2 separate regions of the Mus musculus genome follow, and region 1 is linked to region 2. The links are chromatin loops, found by intact Hi-C in ENCODE. Cell type or tissue: gastrocnemius. All regions are shown on one strand. Links, peaks and the distances in the headings refer to the core of each region. The heading gives the core; the rest is flanking DNA.

Region 1 (10,050 bases), core at 885-8,884, 1.0 Mb after region 2:
GCTTTGCTTTCATTTCCACAGCACCATAAGGTGGCTCAGTTCTGACTATGTCCCTCTATACCTCGAGATTCGCATGAAGAAAGGATTTTATGCTAGACTCGTAGAAGGCACAAGGTCCTGTGTGCACAGATAAGCACCAGGGAACCAGGAATGCTAAACATTCAGGGTTGTCACCTCCATGGAAGAAATAAAATTCCTGCTTTCTACCCAGAGAGCTGAGAGGGGATGCTCTTAATGACCTGGTGACCTTTGCTATCTGTGGAGCCAGACCCCCTGTAAATCTGCCAGAATGCCTATCCCAGACTCCCCCTCCCTAGACCTTTATCTTTACCTCCCACTTAATAGAGCCCATCCTTGGGGAGAAGCCACTCGTGTTTTATAGCCTGCTAATCTGCATGCTGTCTTGGTCAGAGACCAGGCCAGATCCTAGGCCTTTAAACTATAGAATCCACCATCACAGTCACATACACTTTACAAAAGAGTTTCTGTGAAGTCACAACTTAAGCTTTACAGTGCACCTGGAATTGGAGTGATTGTTGCCTGGAAACTTTCCCCCCGCCCCCAAATCATACTGTTTATATAGGCTTAAAGTAAATTGCCTGGCATTGATCCAGCCAGGCAGACGGGGTCCAGCTGAACCCAGTTTTTGTTCTCACCCCTTTGCTGCTGTATCCCTGTCACCAGCCACAGTGTCTACAGGGACTCCCACATAAATGCATTCTGTTTTGTTTCATGTTTGTTTGTTTGCTTGCTTCATCCTGTTTAAAAACTATGATTTCGTATATTTCTGTGTGAATGTTATGGTAACAGATAACACATTTAAATTATTTAATATATAAACAGTTCATAAAGGTTTTCCTTAATATAGGCATCTTATCTCTTCCACACCTCCAAAATATTTGCAGGGCATAGAAATACAATAAGGAATATGCTGCAATGTAAAAAAAAATTAAATAAAACAAAGGTTTAAGATGGCATGTGTTGCCTGGCAGGTAGGTTGACTCTGAGGGCAGTGGGCCCCAAGTTTACAAATGCCACTAATAGTAGGATTGATGCATTTTTATCCTAAGTAAAGCCAGTAAAATAGTGATAATTCATTGCTATGAATCAATCACAGGACAGTAGAACTCACCGACTCTGGTCCAGTGACATGGTAAACATCACACGGCTCACATGTCACCAACACAGAGCTATGAAAAGGCAGATGTCCCATACCAGGCTTTACAGATCTCAGCAGAAATCCTGCTGTGCACTGTAGTCACTTACGACTAACCTACAAATGAATTTCGCTTCAGCGCAAGGGAAATCACTGGGCTGGACCCTAATGTGGTGGTTTGGAAAAATTAAACAATCTGATCTTCCCAGTGGCTCGGTTGTAGCAAGAGAAGGAAGTAGCTTTATTGTTATCAAGGTAATACAGACTTTACCAAAAACACACATGAGACCCCAGCCCTTGGGAGGCTGTAGCAAGAGGATCTTGAGTTGCAGGCCAGCCTGGGCTAACTTATAGCAAGACCCTGTGTCAAAAGTAAAACAAAACAAAATAGAAGTATATCTCTTTCCATTTACTTACTCTGACCTGTGTAAAGGGTTACAGACAGAAATGGTGCGAAAGTATTGCTGAAATACAGCAGCAGTCCAACCAAGAGCTATCCACGTCTGACGTGGGGCTAACTCACTGTGATTGCAGGCTTCACTGACTGGAGGGAGGCAGCCTTTGAAGTTGAGTCATGGGCACAGTCAGATGAGCTTGTCTTTGAGGGATCGCTTTCCTGCAAGAGAAGGACAAATTCATCAGGACCACACTTGTTTCATCACTCTCAGGGTTGAGCTGGTAAATAAAATAAAATAAAATAAAATAAAACCATCTGTATGATCTTAATTCCACTGCCTGTCACAAAATTCCAACCCTTAAAACTCTGGAGGTGTTGGCTTCCTCCTGACTCCGTGAAGAAGCACAGAAGGGTGGAATCCAGGGGGATTGGCTTGCTCTGTGATGCCCTACCTCCCATGCCTGTAAACGTTGTTCCTCCTCTAGCTCCTGCAAAGAGCCAGAGGGAACGGGAATCGTTCTCCACCGAGACTGGTGGGAGCAGCCCATCACTGTCTTGGCTAACACGGTGATTCATGGAGGGGACTTGGACAGGGGATCATTACCCTTCGTCATCTTCTTTACCTGACCTGTTGTTCTTTATCCTGGTTTGGGTTGAGACAAGGAGCACTTCGACAGCCTTGCTGAGATACCTGCTTTCCTGACTTCCTAAGGTCTGCCCTGAGCTTTCATAGACATTCAAAGCGTCTCTCGTATAAAATTAACAAATCAAGCAATCTACCCAAGAAAAGTGGGCGCTGAGGAAAGACAAGAGCCAAAGCAGCAGAGCCGCCTCTTGGGTTTAAGGGTACCTCGTGACACGTGGTCACAGGTTTTGGACTTTGAAATGTAGCTAGCTGCAAGCAGTCTTTGAAAGAACCCCCAGGAAGAGTGCCTTTTAGAGAGTCTGCGGGCCTAACTTCACTTCTGTGAGTATACCATAGGAACAAAACTAAGCAAGAATAACGATGCTTCATGTTCTCAAGGAAGCTATAGACTCCAAAAGAGCTATGGGTGCCAAGCAGGTATTGGATTTACTAAAACTTCCCCACCACCACCACCTGGATCTGTTGCCTGCAGTAAGAACCCAGCATTTCTCCTCTCTCTCTCTCTCTCTCTCTCTCTCTCTCTCTCTCTCTCTCTCTCTCTCTCTCCCTCTCTCCCTCCCTCCCTCCCTCCCTCCCTCCCTCCCTCCCTCCCTCCCTCTCTCTCTCTCTCTCTCTCTCTCTCTCACACACACCATACATAGAAAACAGAGCCTGGGATCAAAGTATCTCATTCCAACCATATCTTGCCCAGTAGCGATCAAACAGTAACCTGTGCTTGTCTTGTCTTTGCCCTTGCCTGTTACAAAGTATCTGCTGTATAAAGACTGCAGTGCTTAGGTATTTAGAGGATGCTCTTTACGAAGGAGGCTGTGACTGGACGTAAACCAGAGCCACAGAGCGAGGCTAGTATCTTCCCACCTCTCCTCCGTTCGTTCTGGTGGAAGCTAAGGGGAGGGCATTTCTCTCGCAGCTCTACAGCTGCTTGTCTCCCAGGAGAGGCGCAAACTCAACTGAAGAGAAGCGGCTATGAGCACGAAGCCTGTGCCCGTGGCTCCGGAGGGATGCTGGGTTTCCTTGAGTCACATGCACAGCAAGGAGGGAAGCATGGCCCCGGCTTCGAGCTCGTTTATGACCCAAGATGGCAGACCTGGGCCAAAAGAACCAGCAAGCCTCTAAGGACCGGAACCTCAGAGGTCTTCGTAGAGCAAGGGGAGGAGCCAGATTCCTGATGGAGCGCTGGGGTATGAGGGAGGCCTTGGAAGGCTTCCAGAGTCACTCAGTCTGCCTGTTTCTGGCCGCCACATGCGAAACTTCTATAACCAGTTAGGGCTCTGAAAATCAGCAGGAGCCCTTGAAGAGTATACACCCAGCACTAGTTAGGGAAGGCGCAGGCTTCTTGCTGCCTTTCTCTATCAAAACAGAATACCTAAGAGTCTTGGGCTGGAAAAGATGGGACACAAGTGCAAGACGGGGCCCAATGCCCACTACAGAGCTAAACGCCAGCCCCGTGATGAGAAAGAGGAGAACTTTGTTTATTTTTTATGTTTTTATTTTTTTCTTTAAGAATTTCATGCAATGTATTTTTTATCATATCGTTCCCCCTTTAAAAAGTTAAACAAAACATGGGGTTTGATTTGTGTTGACCAATTACTCCTGACCATGGAACCTGCCCTAGCATGTGACTGATATACCCAATGTCACTCCATTGGAAAAAGAAACCTGATTTTTTTCCCCTTTCCAGTAGCTTCTAGACTAAGGGTGGAACTTGGTGCCGTCTTCAGAAGAAAACTTTAAATTGTACTTTCCACTATAATTTAAGTTGTGCTGAGATGACATCCTCTTAGTTCTCTCCAGCTGCCTGAAATGTTAGTGTACCAACCCAGAGACTACCTCAAAGGTAGCAAGACTGAAGCCCAACCGGTTATAGAAGGTCACAGCCATTACAGAAATTATTAGTTCCTAGCCAAGTTTCCTTATTCATACTATACTGTACATGGCTAACCAAGTGATTTAACATATTGTACGAATATAATTACCATGAGTTGTCCTTCTCTAGATGATAATTATGAAGTCTTTACCTAAGAACCCGCCCTCTGAAGTCCAAGAACCAGTCTAAACTCTGTGTGTGTGTGTGTGTGTGTGTGTGTGTGTGTGTGTGTGTGTGTGTGTGTAAGAGGGAGGGGGAGGGAGGGAGGGAGGGAGGGAGGGAGGGAAGAAGGGAGGGAAGGGAGGGAGAGAGAGAGAGAAAGAGAGAGAGAGAGAGAGAGAGAGAGAGAGGACAGCAGTTATATTTTGAAATTTTAAGCATCACTAAACCAACAATTTGCCTTTTTCTCAATCCTGGAACACAGTGCCATCTGTTGGGACCTTGAGATAATACATGCCTAACATTAAAGCATTCTTTGTAAGTAAAATAGGCTTGTTATTCAAGTAATATGATAACATTCTAGGTGGGCTTCACAAAACTTGACCTCTATCAAGACAAACTATCTGTGCCTTCCGGGTGTCTCTGCCCTCTTCCCCCCCACCCTTTTCTTTGTATTGCAGGCAGGTTCCTCTGTAAATCCCTAATCTTCCTTCTGTGCTTAGGCTAACTTCCGTCTTCCTGACCAACCTTTCCTTCCAGCTTGTATTCTTTCTCTAAGACCTATCCCCTGTCCCAATTCTTTGATCCCTGGTAGGGCCACCTACTTGCCAGCAGCCCGGTTCACAGGCACCGCCCCTAAAGCACTGGCCCCAGCATGCAGTGCTCTCCCTGTGTGACTTCCCCGCGTCTATCTAAATCCTAACTAATAGCTCTCCAACAGAAAGATAACATGAGCCATACATGCATGTCCCATGTGGACCTTTAAATTCTCTGGTAGCCATTCCAAAAGTAAAAATAACCAAGTAAACTATCTTTCTATGTGTAATCCAGTCAGTGTGTCTAAAATACCATCATCCCAACGCAGTTAAATCAAAGTATTAACAACTCAATCCTTGGACTTTTACATTGCTTTCAAAATCCAAGATGTGTGCTATCTGTCTAGCATACCACAATTGGTGCCCCATTCCCAGTGCACAGTAACTACATGTGGCCAGAGGCTCCTGTACTGCACAGAGCCGCTCTGGAGGTAGGTCTGGCATCTCTTCACACTAATGAAGGTTAAATACATGCTTTAAAATCTCTTCAAAATTGCCAGTGCTGTTAGATTTTCTCTGGGAAGACCTGTCATCTGTGGGTTATGGATGCACCCTCTGTAAATAAGCAAAAACCAGTTTCTCTCAGAAGAGAAAGTGTGAAGACTCTGTAGGCTGTGGTAGCCGGAAGCTTAGCCGCTGGCTTTGGGTGCTCAACCTGTCCCTTAGTTGCTCTCTTCCATGGGCTCCTGTGGGCTTTCTAACATCCCTAGGCAGAGTTAGGTCAGGTGTTGTTTGCCCTTTTTACAGAACCTGACAACAATAAAAACTTAAGTCACAGGCAGACTCTAAATTAGATAGATGCTCTGGCTCTCGGAATAAGTTCCTCCTGGCCATACTGCTCTGCCTCTGGATATTGAGAAACATTTCCCAGATGACACAGTTTTTAGTACACTACTGTCTGGTATTTGTGGTTAACTTTTTGTTTGGCTTTGATCTACTTTCAGTAGCTGGTGTATGGACGGACACAAAGGAAGAAAAAAACCTCTTCAGAACTCAGAGCATTGAATGACATCAGCAGCAAATGTGTGGCGCTGGCTATACACAAACACATCTAGGCATGATGGTAAGGACCAACACGCATGCAGCCTGGGCACCACATGAGCAGTGCCAGGTAAAGGTACAGCCTCGGCCCTTCCATCCGTGAACAAGAGAATATCACTGAAGCTGCTGAGACATCTCAAATAGAAAGATGTAGCTGAAGGACATGGGCTCCCACCCAAGCGGACCTTCACAGCTAGGCAAATGGCATCTGAGCCTGTTTTCTCTCCATCCCCTCACCATTTCTTACCTAACGGGATAGTAGGCTTCATGTATGACTTGCGCAGAATGTCTAATTTGTTTTCTTTAAAACTGTGTATGTGTGCTCATCCAAGAACCTTCGGGAGTCAGATCGTATTCAAGTTAGTATTGCTCTTCACTTTTAAAGTACTCAGAACATTCTAGAAAAGGCGATTAAACGCTCTGATACTGTACAGCTTGAGACTCATGCCTACTTTTTAAAAAGAGAGTGGCTTTTAAGACAGACAGTTTTACCTCATTTACACATAATTTAGGCGATCTTACAAGCTCCTGGAAAGGTCTCATTCCAGAGAGAATGGTAAATCAAAGCCGCAGCTCATGACCCAGCCTCGGGTAATGCTGAGACGCTAATCAGTGTTTAAACACTAGACCTCGCCCTCAGTCATACCTCTGGTGGCATGCCTCTTCCAGGTAAGCCAGGCATTTCTTACTTTCCTTTGAGCAACTTGATGTTTCAGCGAGGGACCCTTAAAAAGACAAAAACATCTTGTCAGAACTTTCCACCCACATTTCACATACAACGTCAAAGGGAAGAACAGAAAACCACCCAGCTGAGGAGACACTGGACCCAGGCTGGGTCACTGCATATTTGCTGACTCATGGACTTCGCTGGTGTTTGATTTCTTCCTGTGACAAGAATCAGCAAGGACTACGTGGGATCATTGCATCGGCGTTACTTTTTAGATGTCCACACCGCATAACTTGGAGAATGAGTATATGCCACCGGACCTTGTGGTAAAAGTCAGGGGTTAAAAAATAATAATAATAATAATAATAATAATAATAATAATAATAATAATAAAACAAAAATTTTTAAAAAGGCTTCTCTGAGTATTTTCTCTCAAGAGCCCAGAACTTGAGACTGCTTTTATAACTGATGGAAATTAACTATATCATCTCAAAACTAGGCAGTACCCCCAATCCGCTCAACCTGCACAGCATCCAGAGCCGACTCGAGCACACAGACTTCTTCTAGTCCTGCTGGGGAATGGGCATACTATATGGCTGTGGCCTCGAGGGGGCACACAGACACTTTACTTGAGAAGGGAACACACAGAATATACATCACAACCACTGCGTGGAAAGGAGCAATCCAAGAATTCAGAAGCTCTAAAACAGAGCTGAGTTCAGAGGACCCTAAACAGTTAGCCTGTGCCGGGAAGCCATCCTGTGACTTCACACACCTGGCTGTGGCGTGGTTTCCTCACTACATGGAGCCAAGACTGCGCTCATGTCATCTATGTGATGGTCACTAAGGACAACCTTGGTCGGCACTATTTTCCTACAGGTAAGAACCAAGCATATGGGATGGGAGTTGTTTCAGCCTCAAATGAACGAAAGAAAAGGTAAGGGTTAGCTGACTGAAAGAGATCCTTGGGGTTGTGGAAACAGTTCTGTCAGTAAAGGGTCTGCTGTACAAGGCTGAGGGCCTGACCTCAGATCCCCAGCGCACCCAGAAGCCAGGCATGGAAGCTGCTGCTGCTGCTTGTGGTAAGGGGAAGACAGAGGGAATAGGAGAAAGGCAGATTCCTGAAGTTCATCTGCCAGTCAGCCTACCTGACTGATGAGTTCCAGGCTTGGGGAAAGACCCTCAAAAAGTGAAGTGAACCTTATATTGACCTCTGACCTACACACACACAGGTGCACACACACTTACCTCACCACACATAGACTAGAAAGGGTTCCTGGATATACAGTTTTCTCATCTGAAGTAAGACTGGAAGGAATGAGGAGAACCTCAGTCAACCATAAGGGGGAGGAATAAGCCAGGAGCATTCAGAACACGAGGAGAGGCACTGTCTGTCCTTTTAAAATAAGAAATGATACTTCAAGGGTGGTCAGCCATTACAGACCTGAGCCGCAGCTGGAGTGTGGAGAGCTAAGCACTAGATGGCCAGGTTTTAAACTTCAGGCAAGGGTAGGCCTTTGAGGGCAGCTGGGAGGAGATGGCAGGTTGTGAATGACATGTTCACAGGGCTGATTCTGCAGCACTTGGAGCTGTGGCTTGAGGAAAGAGACTTGGGGGGTGCGGGGGAAAGGCCAGGCACAAAGGGATAGCAAGAAGGACAGCATCCAGAGGTGCTCACAAAGGAACTACCAAGGGACCTTAGGAGCTGATTTGAGATGAGAGACAAAGATAGGAGACAGTAACATTTCCAAGAGCAGTGATGAATCCAGAGACATAAATCAAAACAGCTGTCAGGAGACCTGGAGAGACCAAAATTCTACTCTGGAAAAAAAGACTTGAAGGAAACAAAACAACATCCAAAAATCGAACCTCGAAAGAACAGATGGAGATAGGAAATTGCTGCCGAGAAGAAATTTAAGCTTGAAAAAATAGGTTAGGGATCCTAAGGTTGTGGAAGCAAAGGAAATGAACACATAAGGCACATAAGACACAATGAAATAGACATGTGTCGTGAGCAAGGCTTTCTCAGGGGAGTCTGATGCCTCACATAAGCGGGAGGCATGGAGAAGTGCTCATGGGACAGAGGGGGGCATCTGGTGTTGTGTTTTGGTCTACATCGATAAAGAAAATGTATAAACAGATCTAGAGCTAGAAGTCCAGAGAGAGCTTTGTACCAGCTGGGTGTATCATCATACAGGAATCTCTTCCAAGAAGATTCTATGTGGTTCCAGCCATACCCGCTGTATTGTTATGGGTAACTTTTGTTGTCGATAATAGTGACGTCTCTTCCGTGGCTGTTTGATTTGGGCTTACTGTCCCAGAAGCTAAAAGTCTATCATCATCACAGCAAGGAAGCGTGACGGGAGGAGGGCACAGTGAATGGAGCAGCGATCTGGGGACTCATATCCAAAACCACCAAGGGGAAGCAGACAGAGAAACTGCACCGAGAATGACACAAGGATTTGAAACCTCAACACCTGCCACCAGTGACATACGTCCTCAAACAGGGCCACACGTCCTCAACCTCCTATGGTGGCTTGAATAGGGACGGCCTCCATGGACTCACGTGTTTGAATGCTTGGCCCATAGGGAAGTGGTACTACTAGGAGATCTGGCCCTGGTGGAGGAAGTGTGTCTGTGAGGGCAGGCTTTAAGGTCTTGTATGGTCAAGCTATGCCCAGTATAGGACACAGTCTCCTTCTGCTGCCTGCAGAACAAGACAAAGAGCTCTCAGCTATCCCTCCAGCACCATGTCTGCCCGCAGGTCACCATGTTTCCTGCCATAACAATTGTGGACTAAACCTCTGAAACTGTAAGCCAGTACCAACTAAGTGTTGTCCTTTATAAGAGTTGTCGTGGTCATGGTGACTCTTCACAGCTATAAAACTCTAATTAAGACACCTCCCAAACAGCACCACTAACTGGAGATTGACTAATCAAATGCCCAAGACTATGGGCTACCTTTGATTCAAATCACCACCATCCCTAAAGGTTTTGGTTTTGTCCTTGTTTTTTCATGAAAGAAGGTATGATAGAAATATATAAGAAATCTGACTGACTACAGGGATGAAATTTTACTTTAACTTTCCAAGACTATACATGTAAATGTTAAAGAAAGTTTTTACAAATATTTATACTACATTCTACTAAAAGAAAGTAGCACTAATATTTAGATGATCTATACAATATGATCATTAGGTCTAAATATCTACATTTTTAAGAAAACAAAAGATATCTTCTTTCTTTCTTCTCTCTCTTTCTTTCTTTCTTTCTTTCTTTCTTTCTTTCTTTCTTTCTTTCTTCCTTTCTCTCGAGACAAGGTCTCATTGTAGAACTCACTAGGTAAGCCAGGCTGGCCTTGAACTTACAGAGATCCTCCTGCATCTGCCTCTTAAGTGCTAGATTAAAGTTATACACCACCAAGCCTGGCCTTCTCATTTCTGTTTTTAGCACTGTATTATGGCCTAAGGCAACTGATGATCATTTCTTAAAAAACAAAACAAAACAAAAAAAAAAAAAAA
Region 2 (10,050 bases), core at 1,242-9,241:
TGACAGGCAATAAGAACAGACCGATCAGAGACACAATGGACAGGCAACAGATGGGAAATAGTCAGGCAACAGAACACAAAGTACAGACAGACAGAAGCCACAAGGAAAGAAGTGAAGAATTCACATTTAGGATCAGTCTTGGACTACACAATTCCAAGAAGTTGCTTTTTTTTTTCATTCCTCAATGCAACTTAAGCATCATATGGTATACCTTCTAGGCTTTCTTTAATATATTATTGATTCATTACAAAAGTTGACTTTAAAAATAACTAATCAGAAGAGATAAGAAAGTTCATTTTACTCTCATTAAAGGAAAAAAAAATCCAACAATGGGATATTACAATACTAAACATGTACAGACCAAATACAGGAAAACTAAATTTCACAAAAGAAACACTATTAGACTTAAAAGTAAAGATTGGTACCAACACAGTGGTACATGGGGGTAGGGGGTCCCATATGCCACTTCCACCAATAGACAGATCATCTGAGAAAAACCAAGTAGAGAAACTCTGTAATTAAATAACACCATAAATCAAATGAATCTAATAGACATCTATAGAATTCTACCCTACACACTTTTTCTCTGCAGCCCACTGAGATTCCTCTCAAACAGACCACAAAACAGAACACAAAGCATGCCCCAGCAAATACAGGGACATTGAAATCACATATATCACTGTATTCAAATACCATGAATTTAGGATTGATATCAAATACAAGAGAAGAGCAAAAACAAATTCATGGGAGTCATGAAAATAAACAAATAAACAAAACAACAACAAAAAAGCTGGTATTAAACCAAAAGTAGACTTAAGAAATGGTAAAGAGATAAAATTGAAAATGAGGAAAATCAAAACAAAATGCAAACAGTACACACCAAGTGCTACAGGACTTTTCTTTGAAACCATCACATGCGGAAAGTCTGTACTACGTGCCTACGTCAAACATATTGAGAAATTTCAAAGTAATAATTTATGATAAACCTGAGGGCCTCATAGAAACAATAGCAAACACTCAAAATGAGCAGTATTGAAGAGGTAATTAAAATCAGAGCTGAAATTAATGAAACAAACAAAAAATAAGAAATGAATGTAATAAATAGTTGAGACTTGAAAAAGATTAAGATTGACAAATCTGAAACCAAACTAACCAAAAGAAAGAGAGAATTTGATTAATAAAATTAGAGATGAAAAGAGAGACATTATAATATACATTTAATAAGTTCAGAGCGTCATAAGAACATACTTTAAAAAGTCTTGTATTTTACTAAACTGAAAAATCTTAAAGAAATGGATGAATGTCTAGATATATACAATCTAACAATGCTAAGTCAAGATGAAGTAAATAATTTAAATAAAACCATAACATCTAGTTAGGTAGAAGTAGTAATGGATAAACTTCCTTCTGAGGTTTGGTCTCTTGTTATGTATTGTAATGATAAATACTGGCCTTCAGGCTGGTTGCCCCCAGGAGTGAGAGAACCTGCACATACAGAAAGTAAAGATATGTGGCCTTGCTCCTAAGTTTAAAATTGTTGGTTGAATAAAGAGGCTGACAGCCTATAGCTGAGCAGAACTGAGGTAGGTGGGTTTCAGTGTCTGGGCTTGGGATCTGAGGAGGACTATGAGGGAGAGAAGAAGATGGTGGGGAAAAAAACATGGTCATGAGGGCTGGCTAACTGAAGTAAGAGTGGCCCAGGAAGAACATGTCTAGTCATATCTCAGAGTTATTGGCAGGGAAGGAAACATAATAATACAGAGGATATCTGCCCAGCTCTAGTTCATTAAAGGCTCATTAAAAATACAAAGAGTGTATGTTTTTTATCTGACAACTGAAGGATCACAGGCAGGGTGGAAATCCCTGATTGAGATTAAATATATAATAAGACATCTCCTAACAAAAACCAAGAGACCAGGGACAGATGCATTCAGTGCAGAATTCTACCAGACCTTTAAAGGAAAAGCAACACTAACAATACGCTTCCAAGTATTGCACAAAACAAGAAAGGAAGAAATAGTTCCAAATTCCACTTACAAAACCAGTATTATTCCTGATACCAAAATCAGAAAAAGATCCAACCAGAAAGGAAGAAAGGAAAGAAGGAAGGAAGGAAGGAGGGAGGGAAGAAGGGAGGGAGGGAGGGAGGGAGGGAGGGAGGGAGGGAGGGAGGGAGGGAGAAAAGAAGAAGGAAGGAAAGAAGAGAAAATTATCAGCCAATGTTTGATGAATATAGATATAAAAATTCTCAATAAAGGTTTGCTCAATAATTTGAATATATTAATAATATAACAATAAAAGATATAATAAAATTCTCAATAAAAGACTATCATAGTAAATTCAGCTTCATCCCAGAGATACAAAGATGTCGAAAGTACATAAATGAATAAATATCATCTGCCACATAGACATACTAATAGACAAAAGCACATAATAACCTCATTAAATGCAGAAAAGGCCTTTGACAAAATCCAACATCCATTCATGATTAAAGTCCTGGAAAGAAAGAGATCCAGGTGACGTATCTCAACATAATAAAGGAATCCTTCAGCCAACATAATCCCAAATGGAAAAAACAGCAAACATCTCCACCAAAACCAGAAACAAGACAAGGGTTTCTACTTCTTCCTCTGTTGTTCAGCATAGTACTTGAATACTTAGCTAGAAGAAAAGTCCAAGAGTCACCAAAACAATCACAAACAATAGGAATAAGAAGAAAACTGCCAGTGGTATTATCATCAAAGATTATGTTATACTACAGAGCTACCTTAAAGAGAATAGTAGGCAAGGTGTTTAGCAAAGCAATAGAAAAATTATGACAGGGTGTGATAAAGATGCCCCAATTGGGGGTGGGCACTCCATTGCCTCTGCACTTTGACTGGCTGTGAATTTCTGAGTTAACCACTATCCACTGCACACAGAATCCCCTGGTGAAGTCTGAGAGAGCTGCACTGATGTATAGTTAGAGGGGATACAAATTTAGGGGCCAATTTGATACTACATCCATTTAGAAAATATTAATCTTTGCTGCTTGTGATCTACATTAGTATTTACTGCATTTACTGGTTTTAATTTGGATAAGATTATATTGATGTCTTTATGATCCCAGCACTGGGTCATATCTGTTGCAATAGCTTCTATACTAACATATTAACTGAAATTGAATAACTTCAAGTTTAGTATTTCAATTGGTTTGATGACCACCACTCTGCCCACTGGGTTGTATGAAGTAAGACCTTCCTGATAAAAGTCTGCCTCTAAATTCTGGATAAAATCAAGAAAATTTATCATCTGTAAATTATTTTCTGCATGGAATGGGCTTTATCCAAATCTTTTGTAAACCTCTTCAATATTCCTACCTTCCTTCTCTATCTGATGCTGGGAACTTTGTTCTTCAAGATAAAGAGTGAGGGGAACTAAGCCATGAAAGATAATTGAATTTACAAGTCTCACATGGTCACAGAATTGTTTCAAGTATAACTTTATAATTAGTCATTCTGTTTCATTCTGAGTAAGCTAACTCACCTCTTACCTCTCACACATAAGGAAAGATAATAGACCGAAATGGATCCTTATTTACATAATATTTTTGCTCTGAACAGTGATTCTCATGACAGAAAATGGAGAACTATGTTCAGGAGGTGCACATGCCAAAAAATTGTATGATTGCCAGTGTTTTTACTCTTGTATGCTTTCTCATGTTCATACAGCACAGATTTCCACATTTCCATGGTGGGAACATTTTCAATAGATGAAAAGCTACAGCTATTTTAAAATCTTTCTATCTTCCACTCATCTAGATATTAGAGAGAATTATCAAGTTTGAAAGTCATGCTTTCCAATCACTCATTTTTGTTTGTTTCTATTTTTTTGGTTTTTTTTCAAAACAGGGTTTCTCAGTGTAGCCCTGGCTGTCCTGGAACTCACTCTGTAGACCAGGCTGGCCTTGAACTCAGAAATCTGCCTGCCTCTGCCTCCCAAGTGTTGGGATTAAAGGAGAGTGTCACACTGCCCAACCCAATCACTCATTTTTATTTGGAAAATTTAGCTAAATATGGCCATAAAACATGCTTCTTGTGTTCAAGTAAAGTGATGGATTTATGATTGACATTTAAAAAAGGAAAGACACAACTATTTAAAAATATCTTTTATTGTTCTGTTTCTTTGAGTTAGGGTCTGCCTCTAGCCAAGGGTGCTAATGTTAGGCTACCAAGTGCTATGGTTACAGACATGATCCACCAAACCTGGTTTAAATATCTTGATCTAATTACATTATTAAACATATTAACAAATGTAAGCTTATATATGTATCATATAACATAGTAGATTATAATATAATATTATGGAGAGAGACAGGGAGAGGAAGGGAATTATGATGCCTTCAAACCTCTGAAAGTAAGAAATTCTGAGCCATTTTCAAGGGAATAAATCTGAGAACTGCTGTCAAGGAACATTTCTTGGAGAGCACTCTGCTTTATTCATCTATCTGTAGGTTTGTATATAATCCATGGCTTTTATTTTGATGCTGAATTAAGTTACCATTGACTCTAATTTAACTAGTGAAAGTTGTATACAATTCATAGCTTTTACTTACTGACTGAATTAAATTACAACAGAGACTAATTTAATGAGTATGCCTATATGTCTATTGAGTGAGTCGTGTAGATCTTGGGTTTCAGAATATATTCTGAATATATTCACATTATGTTCTAAATAAAGACATAAGAATAGTTCCAAGCACATTGTATTATTCTTTTTTCCAGAGTTCCCTTTTTGAATGAAGTCCAAAATGTGTAGTGACCATGGGCATCTTTGTGCTCTGAACCCCTAACTTCTCTAACAATTACCTGGTGTGTCCTGTATTGCTTCCTGGTGTGCTGTATTGCTTCCTTGTTGGATTTCAAATATGCCAGATGCTTATCACCTTCAGACCTCTGTTTCTTTTCTCTTGGCTACAGTACCACCCAAGATAGACACACAGATGTCTCATCACTGAGGAAGTTTATTCTTAAGCCACCTTCTTACAGAGATGACTCTACCTACCCATCATAAACTGTAAACTTTAGAGATCTTGAATGCTTCTCTTACTTCTGTTCTTGTTAGCAATTAACACTGCCTATTGTAAAATACATTTCCACTTACGTTACCCTAGATTTTCTTTTGGGGAGGTGTCGATATGTATTCCCAACTCTCCTAGAAATCACCATGTGAAGTCAGGTTGCTTTGATTTCTGTTCAGCCACCTGACTCAATTTCATTAAAGCTGGGATTACAGGCATAAACCATTGCGTTGGTTATTTTGTTTATTATTTGATGTTAGTTCCATAAAATTTGAGAATTCCATATGATTTGTTTATAGTTATTTGATAATCTATATTATCTTTTCATTATCATTGTTATTTCATGATGTAAAGAAACTAGATGTCAAAAGAAAGAGGGATTAAGGTAATGGGCTACCACTAGGTGGCAGTAGCAACAGATGGTGGAAGAGCACTCAGGTGTATGACCAACATAGTCAGTTGGGTTCGAACAAAAGTCCTCAGGCTGTGAAACCTAAGCTGGGGCTGTAGAGGGGACTGGACTTTGGGTAAAAGGGAAGAATGTCTGAAGGGTATATGAGTCTAGGTCAGATAGAGCATTGAGTGGCTTTTGGGGCATTTAAAAAAGCAGTATCTTAATTTCTCTTTCATGTAGTTCATTGTTGTTTGGTATGCTTAAGGATAAACTTAACTGAGAAAAATAATAAGGAAAAACACCCTGATGAAGCTCAAGTTACAAATTTCTGTAAAAGTATCTCATTCTCATGGATAGAAGAGTAAATAAATATTAAGATGTCCACACTAGCCAAGTGGTTTACAAACTCAAAACAGTCCCTGTTAAAAACACAAGACCCAGTTGTTTCTCATAAGCAGGAAAGATACTTGAAGTTCACAAGAAACACCCAAGTAGTCAACACACTAGTTTTGATTAAAGAACAAAAATGAAGACATTACCTTACTGATTTCAAAATCCACAGAGGTAATGAAAACATGTGATGCAGGCATAAAAGCAGTAATATAGACCAACAGAAGAAAACAGAAAGCCCAGAGAATGAGCCATATAACTCATGACCAGCTGCCTTAAAGAGGCAATGAGACACCATGCAGAAAGAATAGATAACATACTAAACATTAGTCTTACAGGGCACCTTGAAATCTTCTCAACATTGACTTAAACACAACAACAAAGAAACAATAAAACAATAAAAGTACAAAGCATGAAACTCCTTGATGACTGTTTTCTAAAACATGACTTCAAAAGCATAGACAACAAAATGAATAATAAGATGACATTAAACTGAAAACACAATAGAGATTGAGAGAAAAATGGTGTGTGTGTGTGTGCAAATATTGATTAATATTCAAGTATATGAGAACCTCAGACAATTCTATAGCATTAATCAGATAACATGATTTTCAAACAGTTAAAAGACATTTTCCCTAAAGGTGACCTAGAAATTGGCTGCTAATCATATAAACAGGTGCTCATGACTGTCACTAATCTTCATGAAAGTGAGAATCAAAATCACAATGAGATGTCATCTCACATCAGTTAAGATGAATTTAATCCAAAAAAGAAAGAAAGAAGAAAAGAAAAAGAAAAATCAAAATCAAGTCTTGGTGAAGGCTGGGATAATGCAAGGCTTGAACATTGTTGATAGGAACATAGATTGATGCAAGATTACAGAAAAAAATAAATTTAATTTCTAAAAAATTAAAATCAGAACTACAGTACCTCTATGGTATAATTTGTGAATATATTGCCAAAAGAAAGTAAATGACCACTTCATGAAGATACTTGGATTCTTATGTTAGTTGAGGTATTATTCACAGTAGAGAAAATATCAAAACAACCAAGGCATTAGTTAGTGAATAAATTAATAAATTATGATACGCTGAGAAAGAAGAGTGAGAGACAGAAAAATAAAAACACTTAATGATCTATCTTACATGTATTATTCAAAAACAACAATCAAATACATAGAAAAAAAGCTAGAATAGTTGACACAGGGGAGTAGATAGGAAGAAATATAGAAGGGAAAATTCTAGCTTTGTAAAAAAAAAAAAAAAAACAACTATAGGTAGCCAATGCGGGAATTGAGAATTTTAATTAAGTATAATTGCATTGTACACTGACAACATGCCAAGAGAGTAAGCTTTAAACATTTTTACCATTATTTTAAAATAAGTACATGAGTATATTAACACTAATCGTCTGATTATTTGTATATCTATCAAATATATTACACTAGCCATTTTGACTACTCTCAACAAGAAAATTAAAAATACTATCTTGAAGTAGAAATATACAGAATTTCAGGATGTATAAGATACTGAAATATCACAGACCAAAAATGAATTTTAGAATGTTTTGCTTGGAAACTCGGGGACTGATTAAAGAGGACATATTGAACGGCCACAGTGAGCAAGGGATGGAGACAGAAACGAAACCTGGAGAAGCCTCAGGACTAGGGTCCAGTAGAGCAGATCGAGGCATGGGGGAAGTGGCCAGGTTGAGGAGCATAGTTCCTGAAGTGAGTGGTTACTGGTTTAAATGTCCCTTTGTCAAATGCTCCTGGGCTGGGAACTGAGGCTCCAGTCTGATCCTTAGAGTGTGTATACACAGCTAGGGCCTTAACAGCCCCTTTTCTTTCTCTCTCCTTTCTCCCTGTATACATCATCATAGGACTCTTGCTTTCCAGTAGTTTGTTACAAGACCTCTGGGGTTAACAGGTGACTGTATTTTGAATTCCACCCTGTCATCCTTCCTCTTTTAGGTGACTTTTGATTGTTTTCCAATCATTCCTGTCTCTTAATTCTTTATAGCTGTTTCAACTCCCTTGAATAATTTAACTCCCTGACAGAAACCAAAAATATCTCTTGTAGTGTCCTAAAATTATAACATCTTTCTCTATGGTTAAATATTCCTATTATCAGTACTAGCCAGTTTGAATTTTAAAGGCAATTACAATTCTCAAATGTTATAGGCACCACATTTATATTTTATCATCCATGCCTGTAGGTTTGGGGAGAGGTATCCACGGCAGATTCATTTTCAACTTTGCAGAATGTGGTTCCACATTTATTGTCTTCCCTCTGGCATGGCATGAAATAAACTACCTGATATTTATAGCAATGTCCTTTTTTTTTTATACATACAAATCACTTTTAACTGAGAGTTCTGATCCTTCCTTTTACAATGTTCAATTCTCAGCAGTATTTCTAAATTTCACAAAGGGCTAGTTAAAGTTTTTTCTCTTACTTATGTTCAGCGTCACCTTTTGCAGGAGTGCCTTTCAGCATAAAATATTTCTACCCCCTCCCCACCAACTGCTGCCTGCTGCCAAGTCTTGAATATTAGGTGTTGCTTTTGTCTTAAGTGTCTTTGCTGTGTTTGTTTAACACTGGGTAAGGTGACTAAACTACCTTGAGGAGGAGACTCAACTCTATAAGCACATGCACAAACACAGCTTGAGCTACTGTTTTCATTTTCTTTTTTATTAATTAATTAATTTATTCATCCAATATCCCAATATAAGATCCTTCTCCTCCCAGCCCCCCTTCCCCATGGCTCTCACTCTCCCTTTGCCCTCTCCTTTGAGAAAGAGGAGCCCCCATTCCAGGCACCACTCCACCCTACACATGATTTCCCCCACCCCATTCCACTCCTAATCTCCACTTCCACCCAGTTCCCTGCCTCCATTCACCTCTGACATCTATTTTGTTTCCAATTCTGAGAAAGATGAAAGCATCCTCCCTAGGGTCCTCCTTGCTATATGGCTTCTTTGAGTCTGTAGATTGTAGCATGGTGTACTGGCTGGGTTTGTATGTCAACTTGATACAAGCTGGAGTTATCGCAGAGAAAGCAGCCTCCGTTGAGGAAATACCTCCATGAGATCCAGCTGTAAGGCATTTTCTCAATTAGTGATCAAGGGTGGGAGGGCCCATTGTGGGTGGTGCCATCCCTGGACTAGTGAGTGGTGCTCGATTCTACAAATAAGCAAGTTGAGCAAGGCATGGGAAGAAAGCCAGTAAACAACATTCCTCATTGGCTTCTGCATCCACTCCTGCCTCCAAGTTCCTACCCTGTTTGAGTTCCTGTCCTGACTTTGCTTGGTGATGAACAGCAATATGGAAGTGTATTCTGAATAAACCCTTTCCTCCCCAACTTGCTTCTTGGCCAAGACGTTTTGTGCAGGAATAGAAACTCTGACTAAGACACATGCTTATTCCATTTTTTATGGCTAATGTCTACTTATAAGCAGTACATATCATGCATGTCCTTTTGAGTCTGGGTTACCTCACTCAGGATGGTATTTTCTCGTTCAATCCATTTGCTTGTAAAATTCATGATGTTCTTGTTTTTAATACCAGAGTAGTTTTCCAAAAATTCTACCAGAGAACTCACACAGCTGATAAGTACATTTAGCAAAGTGGTTGGATACAAAATTTACTCCAAGCAATCAGTAGGCCTCCCTTATGCAAACAATAAATGGGCTGAGAAAGAATTTAAGGAGACAACATTCTTTACAATGACCACAAGTATTATAAACTATCTTGGTATAACTCTAACCAACCAAATGAAAGATCTATATGACAAGAACTTCAAGTCTCTGCAGAAAGAAATTGAAGAAGATATCAGAAGATGGAAAGATATTCCATGCTCATAGATCAGTAGGATTAACATAGTGAAAATGGCCATTTTGTCAAAAGCAACCTATATATTCAATGTAATTCCCATAAAAGTCCCAACATAATTCTTTATAGACCTTGAAAGAACAATTCTCAACTTCATATACAAAAACAAAAACAAACAAACAAACAAAAACCCAGGGCAGCTAAAACAACTACATGCAATAAAAGAACTTCTGGAAGTATCACCATCCCTGACTTCAAGCTGTAGTGCAAAGAAATAATAATAAAAACTGCATGGTATTGGCATAGAAACAGACAGGTTGATTAAAAGAAACAGACCAAAGACCTAGAAATAAACCCACACACCTATGAACACT

What was found. A loop is a pair of places that touch in the nucleus more often than their neighbours do. Peaks named below come from ENCODE experiments on the same cell type or tissue, not always from the same donor. Only the 100,000 strongest peaks of a DNase experiment are listed, where the experiment ranks them.
Region 1: it touches region 2 in a loop (31-fold over the local background); 24 of 42 quality-filtered maps call a loop at or near these places.

The regions. Positions count from the first base shown.
Region 1 is chr9:77,382,444-77,392,493 of GRCm38, forward strand. 5730403I07Rik (RIKEN cDNA 5730403I07 gene) reads right to left here. Exons shown (of 4, transcript NR_040378.1): 2 at 6,509-6,587; 3 at 1,680-1,772. Among named protein-coding and RNA genes, the nearest start is that of 5730403I07Rik, 12 kb to the right of the region's middle. In gastrocnemius, for the core only: a CTCF peak has its summit at 4,504 (motif pointing left); a DNase peak (open chromatin) is centred at 3,333.
Region 2 is chr9:76,385,531-76,395,580 of GRCm38, forward strand. No RefSeq gene overlaps it. Among named protein-coding and RNA genes, the nearest start is that of Hcrtr2, 67 kb to the left of the region's middle. In gastrocnemius, for the core only: a CTCF peak has its summit at 5,460 (motif pointing right); a DNase peak (open chromatin) is centred at 5,490.